Linked DNA regions of Homo sapiens: region 2 is linked to region 1. A link is an interaction called in ENCODE POLR2A ChIA-PET data of the cell type or tissue named here. Cell type or tissue: HCT116. All regions are shown on one strand. Each heading gives the region's core, and the rest is flanking DNA. Links, peaks and the distances in the headings are about the cores only.

Region 1 (8,000 bases), core at 1-8,000:
CACAATATATACTGGTTGAATTAAATAATAAAAGATGGGCTAGGTGCAGTGGCTCACACCTGTAGTCCCAGCATTTTGGGAGGCTGAGGCGGGCAAATCACTTGAGGTTAGGAGTTCAAGACCAGCGTGACCAAAATGGTGAAACCCCATCTCTACTAAAAACACAAAAAATTAGCTGGGCATGATGGTCCATGCCTGTAATCCCAGCTACTAGGGAGACTGAAGCATGAGAATTGCTTGAACCCAGGAGGCAGAGGTTGCAGTAAACCTACATCGTGCCACTGCACTCCAGCCTAGGTGACACAGTGATATTGTCTCAAAAAAAAAAAAAAATTTTAAATAAGTAACAATAATGAACAAAGCTTCAAGATAAAGCCCTATTCCAGATAAAAGTCTGCAAATGTGATAACAGTTACGAATTTTAAATATTGAAGGACTGCCTAAAACAATCCCAACCCATCCTACATGCCCATATTCCCAAATTACAATCCAGAATAGAACATGTTGCTCTCTTCTTTTAGCTGCTGCCCTAACTCAAGCTTGCGTGCCACCTTCTGACTCCCCAGCCCAACCACAATTTATTATGGTTTAGAATTGAACAGTTCTTACTTTATTGCATGATAAAGATGGGGAAATATCCCTCCTGGTGCCCTTTCTAAATTATCTCTTTCTTCCCTGCTATTTGCCTAATTCTGAGGTCAATTCCACCACTTTTAGACTTGCATCTACTTGTTTCCCAAATCTTCTTCCTAGTCTTTTTCTCCTTTGCTTCTTGCAATGCTTATGAATAAATCTGCCAATACCTATCCTATTTCTTTATTTCTTATTTCTAATAAGTATTGCACATTTCTTCACCTCCCTTTTTAACCCCTTTCTCTCTCCTGTGCTTCAGCTTCATCTTTTACTATCCCATTCAAACTGTCCTTAATTACCACAGATATTTTAAGAAAACCCAGTCATCATTCTTTAATTTTCAGAATTTTTCACTTCTAAATACAACTAAATTATCAGCTACACTGCAACAGCAGACTACCTTTTTCTCATGGTTCTCAACATCTCTTGGCTTTCCAGCCTGTTCTCCTGATTCTTGGCCTCCAAAACCAAATCTCTCCGTAATCTCACCTGCCTGGAAAGCCAATCACGCCCCCACCCCCCCTCATGGATTCCTCTTACTACCTCTGAGTGCAAGAAAGGCAAATGTGTCCACCCTATCCATCTCCCAGCCTCTTACCCTTTTTCTGTGATCAGTTCACTGCATACTTCACAGAGACTCCACTAGATGTACCAGAGATAAAGACCAAACTCACTTTTCCCCAAAAGAACATCTCTTTCTAAATTAAATCCTATCTCCAAGAGTATGTCCATCTATCTGCTAGTGACTTAAAACTGTGATTCCTACCAGGTGCGGTGGCTCACGCCTGTAATCCCAGCACTTTGGGAGGCTGAGGCAGGGGAATCACAAGGTCAGGAGTTCGAGACCAACCTGGCCAACACAGTGAAACCCCGTCTCTACTAAAGATGCAAAAAACTACCCAGGCATGGTGGCACGTGCCTGTAATCCCAGCTACTTGGTAGGCTGAGGCAGGAGAATCGCTGGAACCCAGGAGGCAGAGGTGGCAGTGAGCCAAGATCACACCATTGCCCACCAGCCTGGGTGACAAGGCGAGAGTCCATCTCAAAAAAAAAAAAAAAAAACTGTGATTGCTTTGCCTGCTCTTCCAGAAGTCATTCCCTAAAATCATGCTAAAAAGCCCACTGCATCAGTGAGCAAAACAAGCAGCAATGGCAGTATTAACTTCAAACCATCACTACCCAGGTCTCCAACCCATATTAAGAGCACCACTCATGGCTCCCAACCAACATCCAGATCATTCAAAAATTGTCAAATAGTCTTTACTAGAAAAAAGCTTTCCCTAAGCAACTGTAAGCATTTTCATTGCAATCTGACATCAGAAAAGTACAGATAGATATTGAACTGATAAAATATAATAATGCATTTTAATTAAAAGGCATTAACCTGACAACCTTACCTTTATACCTGTTAATCCTGTAGGCAACTGCACAATATCATATGCAAGGTTAGATTTTTCTGCCTCCACAAATGGATCAGAGAATGCTCGGCCATGGAATCTTTTAAATCCTTGGACTGTGTTCTTTGCATTAGAAATTACCTAAGAGAAAGAATATCAAAGAGTGGAAAGACTACTACTAATTTTTTTTTTATTTCAACAGCCTCAGATTAAATTAGCAACATTTTAACTTTATATAGAGTCTCCTTCTTGGTTTTGGTTTCTTCAGACCCTAAACTTTTCTAAATGGTGCCCACTAGCATGCGAAGTGAGGGAGGAGGGATTTGCATGGGTCTCAGAGTGGCAGGGCTAAAAATAGAGCCCTGCTCTTCCTATATCCCATGAAGTCAGGTCATTATACTTGCATAAGTATTTTCTGTTCTTAAACTTCTAATAAACATTTACATAAAATAACTTTTAGCCTTTAAAAATTGCCCATAGTTTATGGTTGAAAGTTTCCAGGAACCAACTCAGCAATACATAAATTGATTTAGAAATTCTAGTTAAGGCCGGGTGTCATGGCTCACGCCTGTAATCCCAGCACTTTGAAAGAAGCCAGGGCCTCATTTGAGGTCAGGAGCTCGAGACCAGCCTGACCAACATGGTGAAACGCTGTCTCTACTAAAAATACAAAAAATTAGCCAGGCATGGTGGTGCGCACCTGTAACCCCAGCTACTCAGGAGGCTGAGGCATGAGAATCATTTGAACCTGGGAGGTGGAGGTTGCGCTGACAGGGCCACTGCACTCTCAAAAACTGCACTCTCAAAAAAAAAAAAAAAAAGAAAAAAGAAAAGAAAAAAAATTCCAGTGAAACAAATTTCTCATAAAGGGGAAAAAAAAAATCATACTAAGTACACAAAAATGAACACAAAAGGATATTGGGAGAGTATTATTTGTAGTAGCAGACGCCTAGAAACAGCCTAAATGGTTAATAACAGGGAAATGCTTAAATTATGGGCTATTCATACAATGAAATATCAACAGGTAAAGTTTTCAGAAGGTGGTAAGACAAATGTCTATATGATTTTTGGATAATGGTTGAACAGGTGACTTACACTTTTTTATCTATGTTTTCTAATTCTTCTAGAATAAACTATCACAATTTATGAGGGGAAAATGCTGACAAAAATATTCAAAAAATTCCAGAATGACCTTCTGCTTAAGATTTACAGGCTGCTCCTCCCAATGCAGGAGATGTAGTAAGCTCCTGTATCAACTAGATGAAAGGGAACACACAGAAGTCCTTTTATGAAACAGATGAGGCCACCCAAATCATGCCTTCCTCGAGCAAGCTGCCAAACAGAAACTCTGTAACACAATAACTGTATCAACCTAGAACTGGGCAGCCAGTTTAGTATAGTAACTGTCTCTCAATCATGAAAAGCAGGTTTAAAAAACAGGAGCGATTTGCTCAAATTTTAGAAGGAAGAGATTTCAAAATGGCCCAATATTTTCTACCTGCTGTCTCCTAAAAGATCTCGAACACTGTGAAAATGAACTATAAAACATCCAACTTAATTAAAAACCAATTGGCCAAGCACCACTTTTTTAGGCTAATAAATTTTAGGCCCTGCCCCATTCAAAAACAGATTCACCCTATAGGGTTGCTCCAGGCTGAACCATAAGAAGGTCAAACATGCAACTCCTTAATTTTACAGATATCTCAGACACTTAGAATAACAGAACTCTTGGGGTTCTGCTGCTCTGGTTATTCAGAAACCAGCAACTACGTCAGGTTCCTGGTTTACAGAGTAAACTAAAAGCAAGTCCTTTAATGTATTTCTAGAGGTATGCTTTCCTTCCTTGAGAAACTTGTTTAACAAGATCAACACTTACCTTATATATGAGTAAGATGAAAGGCCCAACAAGACAGACTTAAGGAGCATGTAAAATATCAAGGAACAAGCAAGCCTTGCTTAACAAGATCTGGACAAAATACACCCTGGCAGTTTGCATTAAACAGATTATACTGCTAATGCTATTTTAAGGCCAGGTGCTTCTCACTGAAGCAGTGGTTCCTGGGTATCTGCAGGGGACTGATTCCAGGGCACTCCTTGAATTAGACCAAAATCCACAGATGCTCAAGTCCCTTAGACAAAATGACATAGTATTGGCCTATAACCTATGCACATCCTCCTGTATACCTGAAGTTGTCTCTAGATTACTTATAACACCTAATACAATGTAAATGCTATGTAAGTAGTTGTTACACTGGATTGTTTTCATTTGTATTTTTTATTGTTCCAGTGTTGTATTTTTTCCCAAAAATATTTTTGATCCACAGTTGTTTGAATCTACAGATGCAGAACCCATGGAATTCTGAGGGCTGACTGTACATGGGAACAGAGAAGAGGTCTGTATCTGCCAGTTGTATTCCCAAGGCCTACCAGTGTTAGGCACATAATGGGCATTCAACTACTTGCTGAACACATGGATGAAGAGGAGAAATAAGTCATTTTAGGAAAAAAATGAAACTTTACCTGGCTTTTAGCTGCTGCTCCAATTGAACGATTCTTAGGACCAAAAGAAATGCAAGCCCTAGAAGACAAAAAAAGCACTTAAGAATTAAATCTTACTACAATAATAAATCCAAAAGCATAGCAGGCAAGATCTGAGTATCAGCTAAAATGCCATATATTTTAATGGTACAAATCTATGATTTTGACCTTTCTATTGAGTAAATCTGTCCATGGAACAGGTTGCCTCTTACAACTGAGTCCTGTCATTTACATGCTGGAGCACAGATCTGATGTGATAACTACCTGTCTAGAATACTAGAGAGGTGGGCTAGACAGTCTCTACCATCCTCTAATTACTTTTCAAGTCTCCTGTTCAAAATCCCAGTATAAAATAATGTACCCTCACATCAATGTATCAATTAACATTTTTAAGACAGCTCACAACTTCACCAAGAATATAGTCTACAAACCCTGAAAACAACTCTCGCCCTATTAAATAAGTAAAAAAGTAATTTTTCTACAACTAGTTTCCAGGCACTCAATTTTTTTTTTTTTCCAAGAGTCTCACTCTGTTGCCTAGGCAGGACTGCAGTGGCCCTATCTCAGCTCACTGCAACCTCCGCCTCCCAGGTTCAAGTGATTTTCATGCCTCAGCCTCCCAAGTAGCTGGGATTACAGGCATGCACCATCACGCCCAGCTAATTTTTGTATTTTTAGTAGAGATGGAGTTTCACCATGTTGGTCAGGCTGGTATCGAACTCCTGACCTCAGATGATTCACCCACCTTGGACTCCCAAAATGCTGACGTTATAGGCGTGAGCCACCGCACCTGGCCAGGACTCAGAATTTCTGACAAGGAACTTTAACCCCACTTCTGAACATTCTTCTAAATCACCAATTCATACACAATCTCCTGATTTAATCCATTTACTGCTTCTTTTAGAAAGGCGAAACTGAAACCTGCTTGAAGGTTAAATAAAAACTCTGTGCTTACGCTTAAAAAGTGCAGTGGCTCACGCCTGTAATCCCAGCACTTTGGCGGGCTGAGGCAGGCGGATCACCTGAGGTCAGGAGTTCGAGACTAGCCAGGCCAACATGGTGAAACCCTGTCCCTACTAAAAATACAAAAAGTAGCTGGGCGTGGTGGCATGTGCCTGTAATCCCACCTACTCAAGAGGCTGAGGCAGGAGAATTGCTTGAACCAAGGAGTCGGAGGTTGCAGTGAGCCGAGATTGTGCCACTGCACTCCAGCCTGGCAACAGAGCAAGACCCTATCTCAAAAACAAAACAAACAAAAAAGGGCATTAATAAGTATAAGTAAATTTTGGCCGAGCGTGGTGGCTCATGCCTGTAATTCCAGCACTTTGGGGGGCCGAGGCGGGCAGATCACCTGAGGTCTGGAGTTCGAGACCAGCCACGCCCACATGATCAAACCCCGTCTCTACTAAAAATACAAAAAAATTAGCTGGGCATGGTGGCGGGCGCCTATAATCCCAGCTACTCAGGAGGCTGAGGCAGGAGAATCACTTGAACCTGGGAGACGGAGGTTGCAGTGAGCCAAGATCGCACCACTGCACTCCAGCCTGGGCAACAACAGCGAGACTCCGTCTCAAAAACAAAACAAAAAAAAGAGTAAATTTGGCTGGGCGCAGTGGCTCAAGCCTGTAATCCCAACGTTTTGGGAGGCCAAAGCAAGTGGATCATTTGAGTACAGGAATTCAAGACCAGCCTGGGCAGCATGGCGAAACCCTGTCTCTATAAAAAAAAAATACAAAAAAATTAGCTGGGCATGGTGGTGAGCACCTGTAATCCCAGCTATGGGGCAGTCACGGGGTGGGGGTGGCTGAGGCAGGAGGATCACCTGAACCCAGGAGCCTGAGGCTGCAGTAAGCTGTGATCATGCTATTGCACTCCAGCCTGGGGAAGAGAGCAAGCAAGACCCTGCCTTAAAAAAAAAAGATAGTAAATAAATTTATCCAGGGTCATGCAACCTGAAAGCAATGAAGTCAGGACTCTAGGTGATGTCTGAAGCTTTGACTCTCATCCTCCCTGAACTCCTAATTCTTCCAAGTCAACAGAGTAAATAAGAGCTCTGGAACCATACTGCCTTGGTCCAAATCTGACTAAATTAGATGAACTACTGATTTGGTAGAAACATAAACTTAAGAGCCCTGTGGAAACTGGCAGAATGCTGGGCCTCCCTGGGCTTCAGTGGTCCTTCACAACCAATGGCTAAGAACCCCTGTAAGCCAATCTCCCAGGGCAGCCACAGGAAGCCATGACTTCTATTAAATGACAGGAAGAACAAACATGGTACACCCTAGGACCTCATCAGAATTCCTCCAAATCCTAAGCTTTTGGGCCTAGAAAGTGCTGGGAGTAGCCCCTCAAAAGCAAAGGTGTCAAGCTCAGCCTTTCTGCAACTATGCCACCAATCACTAAAACAAATAAAATCTCTGTTTTAGACACTAGATGCAAATAAATAAAAAAAAATCCTCACTACCACGTAAATGTCTCTCCTCTCAAAGCCCATATTACCCTTTAGGAAATTGCCCAAGGCAATCTTACCCACTTCCTCCACCTCAAAAAGGCTGCCTAGCATAAGCCTAATAATTGGCACACCTCCATCTTTCTAAATACCACCAGATCTAAATTTCTAAGGTATATCCCACCATGACCCCAATCACAACATAACTAAAAGGCAATGTTACTCATCTTCCATTGTTTCCTGCAGCCCTTTTTCAAACCTTTATCTCCTCAAAATAATTACAATCCCCAACTTTCCTGCAAATCCTGCTGAAGGGTTAATTTCCTATTCTATGTCAGTAACTCTGAAACTGTCTTGCTTCTAATTACCTTCCAAACAAAACCAACTACCAACAAATAAAACCTATATTCCTTAATATGGAACCTAAGGCCTCTCCCAACCCAATCCCATTTTCCAGCTGTATTTCATCCACACAATCAACACAAGTTGAATAAAGTATCCCAATCTTCCTGCTTTGCTTATGTCACTTTTGACGTCTGAAATGCTTAGTACCTTCACGTATTCTCTAGAAATTCCACCTATTTTGTCTGTAAAGCCTTCTCAACCCACCCCAGCCCCCAAATAAAAAGTAATCGTTTACCGGGCACGGTGGCTCACGTCTGTAATCCCAGCACTTAGGGAGGCCAAGGCAGGCAGATCACCTGAGGTCAGGAGTTCAAGATCAGCCTGGCCAACATGGCGAAACTCTGTCTCTACTAAAAATACAAAACAAAAAACAAAAAAATTAGCCAGGCGTGGTGGCACACGCCTGTAGTCCCAGCTACTCGGGAGGCTGAGGCACCAGAATCGCTTGAACCCAGGATGTGGAGGTTGTAGTGAGCCAAGATCACGCCACTGCACTCCAGCCTGGGCAAGAGAGCAAGACTCAGTCGGGTGGTGGGGAGGGGTGGTAATCCTTTTTACCTCTTAAAACTGGACTTGGT
Region 2 (9,513 bases), core at 894-8,893, 93 kb after region 1:
TCGAGACCAGCCTGGCCAACATGGTGAAACCCTGTTGCTACTAAAAATACAAAAATTAGCCAGGTGTGGTGGCAGGCACCTGTAATCACAGCTACTCAGGAAGCTGAGGCAGGATAATCGCTTGAACATGGGAGGCGGAGGTTGCAGTGAGCCAAGATCACACCATTGCATTCTAGCCTGGGTGACAGAGCAAGACTCTGTCTCCGAAAAAAAAAAAAAAGAATTCTTGTTCAATATCAACTACTTATAAATGAGAGGTGTTTATTTCTGGAGACTTTTCTTGTTTTTCATCTGTATGTCTTTGACTGTTAAAAAGGTGATGGATGTTAGCAAAACTGTTAAGTTGTTTATTCAATGAGCAATGTTAAGTTGGAAGTGACTGAAGAATTAGCTTCAAAGAGTAGTCTCTATGGAATAAGTACATGTGAGAATATTTTCAAAGAATTTGAAATTCAGTACAACCTGAAGTGGAATCTGCTAAGATGTGTTATAATTTATGGGGTTACCAATATTTGTGGGACAGAAGAAACTTAGCTGGGCAGATTCACTAAGCTTGTGACAATGTAAGATGTTTAAATCCTTGCAGGGGGCTGGGCACAGTGGCTCATGCCTGTAATTCCAGCACTTCGGGAGGCCAAGGCATGTGGATCACGAGGTCAGGAGATCGAGACTAGCTTGGCCAACATGGTGAAACCCCATCTCTACTGAAAATACAAAAATTATCTGGGTGTGGTGGCGTGCACCTGTGGTCCCAGCTACTCAGGAGGCTGAGGCAGGAGAATCTCTTGAACCCAGGAGGCAGAGGTTGCAGTGAGCTGAGATTGCACCACTGCACTCCAGCCAGGGTGACAGAGCAAGACTCCATCTCAAAAAAAAAAAAAACCCTTGCAGGAAATATTTGAATTTATCATGTGTTATTGAGCCAACAGTGTCAACAGTGAACTTTATTTGCTCTTCTGGACTTAATCATTATGAATTCCAGGATTTTTTTCAGTAATGAAGCTGAATATCTGACTTGATCTACTATACAGCAGTTTGATGGCTTAGCAGTTGTAACTTACTATTTTATTTAAGCTCAGGGCTGAGAAGGAAAATTTTTTTTTTTGAGATGGAATTTCACTTTTGTTGCCCAAGCTGGAGTGCGATGGCACAATCTCAGCTCACCGCAACCTCCACCTCCCGGGTTCAAGCAATTCTCCTGCCTCAGCCTCCTGAGTAGCTGGGAGTACAGGCATGCACCACCATGCCCAGCTAATTTTTTGTATTTTTAGTAGAGATGGGGTTTCTCCATGTAGGTCAGGCTGGTCTCGAACTCCCGACCTCAGGTGATCCACCTGCCTCGGCTTCCCAAAGTATTGGGATTATAGGCATGAGCTACGGTGCCCAGCTGAGAAGGAAATTTTTAAAACTTGTGGTAAAATACACATAACATTATACCATCCTAACAATTTTTAAGTGTACAGTTCAATGGTATTAAGTATATTGACAATGTTGTGAAACCATGGCCACCATTACCACCATCCATCTCTAGAACTTTTCATATTGCAAAACTCAAGCTCTATACCCATTAAATAATAATTCCTCATTACCTCCCTACTCCCAACCCCTAGGAACTGCCATTCTACTTTATGTCTTTGTGAATTCGACAGCTCTTGGTAACTTATGCAAGTGGAATCATATAGTATTTGTCTTTTTTGATTGTCTTATTTCATCTTGCATAATATCCTCAAGGTACATCCAAGTTTTAGCACTTGTCCTTCCTTTTTTTTTTTTTTTTTTTTTTTTGAGGCAGAGTCTCACTCTGTTGCCCAGGCTGGAGTGCACTGACATAATCTCGGCTCACTGCAAACTCTGCCTCTCAGGTTCAAGGGATTCTTCTGCCTCAGCCACCCAAGTAGCTGAGATTATAGGTATGTGCCAACACACCTGGCTAATTTTTGTATTTTTAGTAGAGATGGGGTTTCACCGTGTTGGCCAGGGTGGTCTCGAACTCCTAACTTCAAGTAATCTGCCTGCCTTAGCCTCCCAAAGTGCTGGGATTACAGGCGTGACCCACTGTGCCCAGCTGTTCTTCCTTTTGGAGTTTGAATAATATTTCATTGTATATACATCTATACCCCATTTTGCTTATCCATTCATTCATTGTTGAACAGTCAGTTGCTTTTACCTTTGGCTATGATGAATAATTCTGTGAGATGGAAATTCTTATGAATGAGAATTGCCCTCAACCAGTTTTATTGAATACTAAGTGGTTTTAGAGATTAGCTTTTGCTGAAGATGTGATAACGTTTCTTAATACATTCAACCTAAAATTATCAATTAAAATGGTATTGATATGTGAAACTCTTACTGTGATAAAGTCGTTTTGGGCAATACATAACGTTGTTTGAATCACAAGAAATGTCAGGTTGATTTAGGCACGTCCTATGGTGTCAATTTTTTTTTTTTTTTTTTTTGAGACAGAGTCTCACTGTTGCCCAGGCTGGATTGCAGTGGCATGATCTCAGCTCACTGAACCCTCCACCTTCCAAGTTCAAGCGATTCTCCTACCTGAGCCTCCAGAGTAGCTGGGACTACAGGTGAGCGCTACCACACCTGGCTAATTTTTGTATTTTTAAAAGAGACAGGGTTTCACCATGTTGGCCAGGCTGGTCTGGAACTCCTGACCTCAGGTGATTTGCCCGCATTGGCCTACCAAAGTACTGGCATTACAGGTGTGAGCCACTGTGCCTGGCCTGGTGTCAAAGTTAAAAGAAGACCTGAGATGTCCATTATTGCACAAGTTTGCAGCATACATCTTTTCTGTGATTTGAACTACAGTGCCTACAGCATGTTTTGGCTCTCACGTATAAAGTAAATTTCTGTATTTCTTTTTCTTTTTTTTTTTTTTTTTGAGATGGAGTCTCACTCTGTCACCAGGCTGGAGTGCAGTGGCATGATCTCGGCTCACTGCAACCTCCACCTCCCTGGTTCAAGCGATTCTCCTGCCTCAGCCTCCTGAGCAGCTGGGACTACAGGTGCACGCCACCACACCCAGCTAATTTTTGTATTCTTAGTAGAGATGAGGTTTCACCATGTTGGCCAGACTGGTCTCGATCTCTTGGCCTCATGATCTGCCTGCCTCAGCCTCCCAAAGTGCTGGGATTACAGGTGTGAGCCACCATTCCCGGCTGGAAATTTCCATATTTCAAAATCAGTTTAAATGTACAATTGAGGATCTCCCATCTAATCTTCAATTGGAGGTGATTACTTTTCAATGTAATGATATGCTCAAAGGCATATATTAAGAGAACAGTCTAATACAATGTACTTATTTATTTTTTTTGAGACAGTTTCACTCTGTCACCCAGGCTGGAGTGCAGTGGCAAGATCTCAGCTTACTGCAACCTCCACTTCCTTGGTTCAAACGATTCTCCTGCCTCAGCCTCCTGAGTAGCTGGGATTACAGGTAAGCACTACCACGCCTGGCTAATTTTTGTATTTTTAATAGAGACGGGGTTTCACCATGTTGGCCAGGCTGGTGTCGAACCCCTGACCTCAAGTGATCTCCCCGCCTTGGCCTCCCAAAGTCCTGGGATTTAGGCATGAGGCACTGGGCCCAACCTCTAATAAAATTTTATAAATTTCTCTCCAGCAATGATTATTCTAAAATAATATCATATGACAGTGGATTGATAACATATTTAAGAGTACGTATCTGTGTGAAAAGATATTTTCTTTTTCTTCTCTTTCTTTTTTTGAGACAGAGACTCATTCTGTAGCCCAGGATGGAGTGCAATTGTGTGATCGATCTCTGCTCACCGCAACCTCCGACTCCCAGGCTCAAGCTATTCTCCTACCTCAGCCTCCCAAGTAGCTGGGATCACAGGCACGCACAACCATGCCCAGCTAATTTTTGTATTTTCAGTAGAGATGGGGTTTCACCATGTTGGCCAGGCTGCTCTCAAACTTCTGACCTCAAGTGATCCTCCTGCCTCGGCCTCCAACAGTGCTGAGTTTACAGGCGTGAGTCACTGCGTCTAGCCAAAATTGCTTTATTCTTATTAACAGGCCTGAAAACTTAACTACTATATTTTAAATTTTATCAATAAGCTAGGCATGGTGGCTCAACCCTGTAATCCCAGCTCTTAAGGAGGCAGAGGTAGGAGGACAGCTTGAGCCCAGGAGTTTGAAACCTGCCAGGGCAATATAGTGAGACTGTGTTTTCCACACACACACATAAAAAGTGTAAATGTTACCAATAAAATATTTATGGAAACTTTTATATTATTATGTAAGTACCTCGATGAAATCATTGATTTAGCCGGGTATGGTGGCTCACACCTGGAATCCCAGCACTTTGAGAGGCCAAGGTGGGTAGGTCTCTTGAGGTCGGGAGTTCAAGACCAGCCTGGCCAATTTGGTTAAACCAAATTGTATACTAAAAATACAAAAATTAGCTGGGTGTGGTGGCGGGTGCCTGTAATCTCAGCTACTTGGGTGGCTGAGGCAGGAAAATCACTTGAACCTGAGAGATGGAGGCTGCAGTGACCTGAGATTGCACCACTGCACTCCAGCCTGGGTGATAGAGTGAGATCCTATCTCAAAAAAAAAAAAAAAAAATCTTTGATTTTGCCACTTGACCTGCAAAGCCTAAAATATTTTACTATCTGTTTCTTACATAGAAAGTTTGCTAGGCCGGGCATGGTGGCTCACACCTGTAATCCCAGCACTTTGGGAGGCCAAGGCGGGTGGATCACTTGAGGTCAGGAGTTGGAGACCATCCTGGCCAACATGGTGAAACCCCGTGTCTACTAAAAATACAAAAAACATTAGCTGGTCGTGGTGGCATGTGCCTGCAATCCCACCTACTCGGGAGGCCAAGGCAGGAGAATAGCTTGAACCCGGGATGCAGAGGTTGCAGCAAGCTGAGATCGCACCACTGAACTCCAGCCTGGGCCACAGAGCAAGACTCCCTCTCAAAAAAAAAAAAAAAAAAAAAAAGACAAAGAAAAAGAATTCAGGGGAGTCCATCAATAGGGTAGAGTAAAAGCACGTTTATTACAGAAGAAACAAAAGAATGATACTCCATAGACAGAACAGTGACATGGGCCACTTGACTAAGTATACTTATAGTTATTTCTTGATCATATGCTAAATAAGGAGTGGATTATTCATGAGTTTTCCAGGAAAGGGGCAGGGATTTCCCAGAACTAAGCATTCCTCCCCCCTTTAGACCATATAGGGTAACTTCAGGACATTGCTATGGCATTTGTACACTATCATTGTGCTGGTGGGAGTGTCTTTAGCGTGCTAATGATTTATGATTAAGGAATAATGAGCAATGAGGACGATCAGAGGTCACTTTCATCACCATCTTGGTTTTGGTGGGTTTTAGCCAGCTTCGTTACTACAATCTGTTTTATCAGCAAGGTCTTTGTGACCTGTATCTTGTGCCGACCTCCTATCTCATCCTGTGACTAAGAATGCCTAACCTCCTGGGAATGCAGCCCAGTAGGTCTCAGCCTTGTTTCACCCAGCCCGTAGTCAAGATGGAGTCTCTCTGTTGGAACACCTCTAACAATTTCAGCAACTTTTCAAAATCGTGTTTGTATTAGTCTGTTTGTTTGTTTGTTTTTTCAGACAGAGTCTCACTCTATTGCACAGGCTGGAGTGCAATGGCGGGGTCTTGGCTGACTGCAACCTCTGCTTCCCAGGTTCAAGTGATTCTCCTGCCTCAGCCTCCCGAGTAGCTGGAATGACAGGCATTAGTCCGTTCTTGCACTGCCATAAAGAAATACCTGAGGCTGCGTAATTTATAAAGATAAGAGGTTTAATTGGCTCACAGTTATGCAGGTTGTACAAGAAGCATGATACTAGCATCTTCTCGGCTAATGGGGAGGCCTCAGGAAACTTACAATCATCGCGGAATGTGAAGAGGGACCACACACATCACGAGGCCAGAGTAGCAGCAAGAGAGCATAATGGGGGAGGTGCCACAAACTTTTTTTTTTTTTCTGAGACAGAGTCTCATTCTGTTGCCCAGGCTGGAATGCAGTGGCGTGAGCTTGGCTCACTGCAACCTCCGCCTCTTGAGTTGAAGCAAGTCTCCTGCCTTAGCCTCCCAAGTAGCTGAGACTACACGTGCAAACCACCGCACCAGGCTAATTTTTGTATTTTTGTAGAGATGGGGTTTTGCCATGTTGGCCAGGCTGGTCTCAAATTCCTGAACTCAATTGATCTGCCCACCTTGGCCTCCCAAAGTGCTAGGGTTACAGGCATGAGCCACCATGCCCAGCTGTGCCACACACTTTTAGTCAACCAGATCTTATGAGAACTCACTATCATGAGACCAGAACTAAGAGGATGGTGCTAAATTATTCATGAGAAACACCTCCATGATCCAATCACCTCACATCAGGCCCCACCTCCAACATTGGGAATTACAATTTTACTTGAGATTTGGGCGGGAACACAGATCCAAACCATATAAATGTTTAAAAGAACATCTAACTGCTCAGCTTTTCAATAGATGACTTCAAGTGACTTTATGCTCTGTGGTAGGCAGAATAATTCTTCCCCAAAGATGTTCATGTACTAATCCTTAGAACTTGTGAACCTGTGAATATACTAATATGCTTTTTTTTTTTTTGAGACAGGATCTCTCCCTGTCACCCAGCAGCAGGATCATGGATCATTGTAGCCTCCACCTCCCAGGCTCAATTTATCCTTCTACCTCAGCCTCCCAAGTACCTGGGATTGCAGGCGTGCACCACCACATCTGGCTAATTTTTCAATTTTTTAAGAGATGGGGTCTCACTGTGTTGCTCAGGCTGGTCTTGAACTCCTGGGCTCAAGTGATCCTCTTGCCTAAGCCTCCCAGTGTGCTGGGATTTCATGCATGAGCCAACCCACCCAACCTAATATGCTATTTTATTATTTATTTTATTTTATTTTGAGATGAAGTTTCACTCTTATCACCCAGGCTGGAGTGCAATGGTGCAATCTCAGCTCACTGCAACCCTCTGCCTCCCAAGTTCAAGTGATTCTCCTGCCTCAGCCTCCTGAGTAGTTGGGATTACAGGCACCCGACACCATGCCACCATGCCCTGCTAATTTTTGTATTTTTAGTAGAGATGGAGTCTCGCCACATTGGCCAGCCTGGTCTCGAATTCCTGACCTTGTGATCCACCTGCCTTGGCCTCCCAAAGTGCTGGGATTACAGGCATGAGCCACCGCGCCCGGCCCTAATATGCTATTTTATATGGCATAGGGGAATTGAGGTGGCAGATGAAATTAAGGTTGTTTATTTAGTTGACCTTAAAACAAGTAGATGAGATTCTGAATGATCTGAGTTGGCCCAAAATAATAAGAAGAAATATATATATATATGGTTTTTTTTTTTTTTTTTGAGATGGAGTCTCACTCTGTTGCCCAGGCTGGAATGCAGTGATGTGATCTTGGCTCACTGCAAGCTCCGCCTCCCAGGTTGACACCATTCTCCTGCCTCACCCTCCCGAGTAGCTGGGACTACAGGCACCTGCCACCACGCCTGGCTAATTTTTTTTTTTTTTTTGAGACAGAGTCTCGCTCAGTCACCCAAGCTGGAGTGCAGTGGCTCCATCTCCGCTCACCGCAAGCTCCGCTTCCTGGGTTCACGCCATTCTCCTGCCGAAGCCTCCCGAGTAGCTGGGACTATAGGCATGTGCTACCACGCCCGGCTAATTTTTTGCATTTTTAGTAGAGACAGGGTTTCACTGTGTTCGCCAGGATGGTCTCGATCTCCTGACCTCGTGATCCACCCGCCTCGGCCTTCCAAAGTGCTGAGATTACAGGTGTGAGCCACTGCGCCCAGCCAAATATATATTTTTATATATATAAAATAAATAATGGAGATGGAATAGAAAGTCAAAGTGATGTGATTTTAAAAGAACACAACCAGCCACTGCTTTCTTTGAAGACAGAGGAAAGGGTCACAAGCCAATGAATGAGGGCAGTCTCTAGAAGCTGGAAAAGGGAAGGACTCTCCCTTAGAGCTTGTAGAAAGCAACAGTCTTGCCAATACATTGTCTTAATCAAGTGAGACTGGTGTCAGACTTCTATTGACACAATTGTAAGATAACACATTTGTGGTGTTTGAAGCCCCTAAATTTGTGGTAATTCATTACTGCAGCAGTAGAAAACTAATACACTATCCCAGACTCTTTAAAACCCTTTTCTGGCCGGGTGCGGTGGTTCACGCCTATAATCCCAGCACTTTGGGAGGCTGAGGTAGGTGGATTACCCGAGGTCAGGAGTTTGAGACCAGTCTGGCCAACATGGCGAAACCCCGTCTCTACTAAAAATACAAAAATTAGCTGGGCGTGGTGGTGGGCGCCTGTAATCCCAGCTACTCAGGATGCTGAGGCCAGAGAATCACTTGAACCTGGGAGGCGGAGGTTGCAGTGAGCCGAGAGATCTCGCCACTGCACTCCAGCCTGGGTGACAAGAGCAGAACTCTGTCTCAAAAAAAACCTTTCCTTACTATGTCCACAAATCCCAATGTATCATGATTCTTACCCAGTTGTAATCAAGCCCCTTGAATTGAAAAACTCTCTTAAATCAGATCCCCAAACCTTATAAATATTCCAACTTTGCTTTCCCCCTTAAAGATGTTACTGAGACTGTGTTAAGGTAGTGATCTTTTTTATTGAAGTGAACAATAACTCAGTTTTGCTTTTTTTTTTCTTGAGACAGAGTCTCATTCTGTCACCCAGGCTGGAGTGCAATGGTGCAGTCTCGGCTCACTGCAACTTCCACCTCCCGGGTTCAAGCAATTCTCCTGCCTCAGCCTCCCAAGTAGCTGGGATTACAGGCGTCCGCCACCACGCCTGGCTAATTTTTTTGTATTTTTAGTAGAGACAGGGTTTCGCCAATGGGTTGTCTTGGTGGTATTTTGGGGGAGCTAGTATCTGACAATTGTCTTATCCATGTGCTTAGAACAATACCTGCTATATAGTAGATGTTTAATAAATATTTGATAAATAATGAATAAATTATCTGAGTTTCTAAAATAATATGGAATAATGTTTACGTAGCTGTAGTTGTGACTTGGTAGTTCCTATATCTAGATGTGATTTTCAGAAAATATTGGTGGAGATCATTTAAGGCCCAAATGAAACCTTGTACATGGATATTTATAGTAGCTTTATTCATAATTTTTATTTTATTTTATTTTTGGACTTCTACAATGACTTCTAATTGTTTTTTGTTAATGGAAACAACCCAAATGTTCTTCAACTGATTAATGGCTAAACAAGCTATGTTATATCCACACAATGGAATACTATTCAGTGATTAAAAAAAAAAAGAAAGTACTGATACATGAAAACAACAATGGATAAATTTCACAAGCATTATACCAAGTGAAAGAAGCCAGACTTGAAAGGCTATATACTGCATGATTCCATTTGTTTGATATTCTGGAAAAGGTAATGGTATAAGGACAAAAAGTAGATCTATGTTTTCCAGGAACTGGGGTTGAAATGAAGGGTT

The links. ChIA-PET counts read pairs that join two places held together with the same protein. Peaks named below come from ENCODE experiments on the same cell type or tissue, not always from the same donor. Only the 100,000 strongest peaks of a DNase experiment are listed, where the experiment ranks them.
Region 2: POLR2A ChIA-PET joins it to region 1 with 5 read pairs; 31 of 35 experiments call an interaction of 5 or more read pairs at or near these places.

Annotation. Positions count from the first base shown.
Region 1 is chr5:133,061,588-133,069,587 of GRCh38, reverse strand. HSPA4 (heat shock protein family A (Hsp70) member 4) reads right to left here. Exons shown (of 19, transcript NM_002154.4): 2 at 4,551-4,608; 3 at 2,031-2,171. Among named protein-coding and RNA genes, the nearest start is that of HSPA4, 14 kb to the right of the region's middle. In HCT116, for the core only: no CTCF peak of the experiment used is centred there; no DNase peak of the experiment used is centred there; H3K27ac peaks cover 620 bases.
Region 2 is chr5:132,968,038-132,977,550 of GRCh38, reverse strand. No RefSeq gene overlaps it. Among named protein-coding and RNA genes, the nearest start is that of AFF4-DT, 9.0 kb to the right of the region's middle. In HCT116, for the core only: no CTCF peak of the experiment used is centred there; no DNase peak of the experiment used is centred there.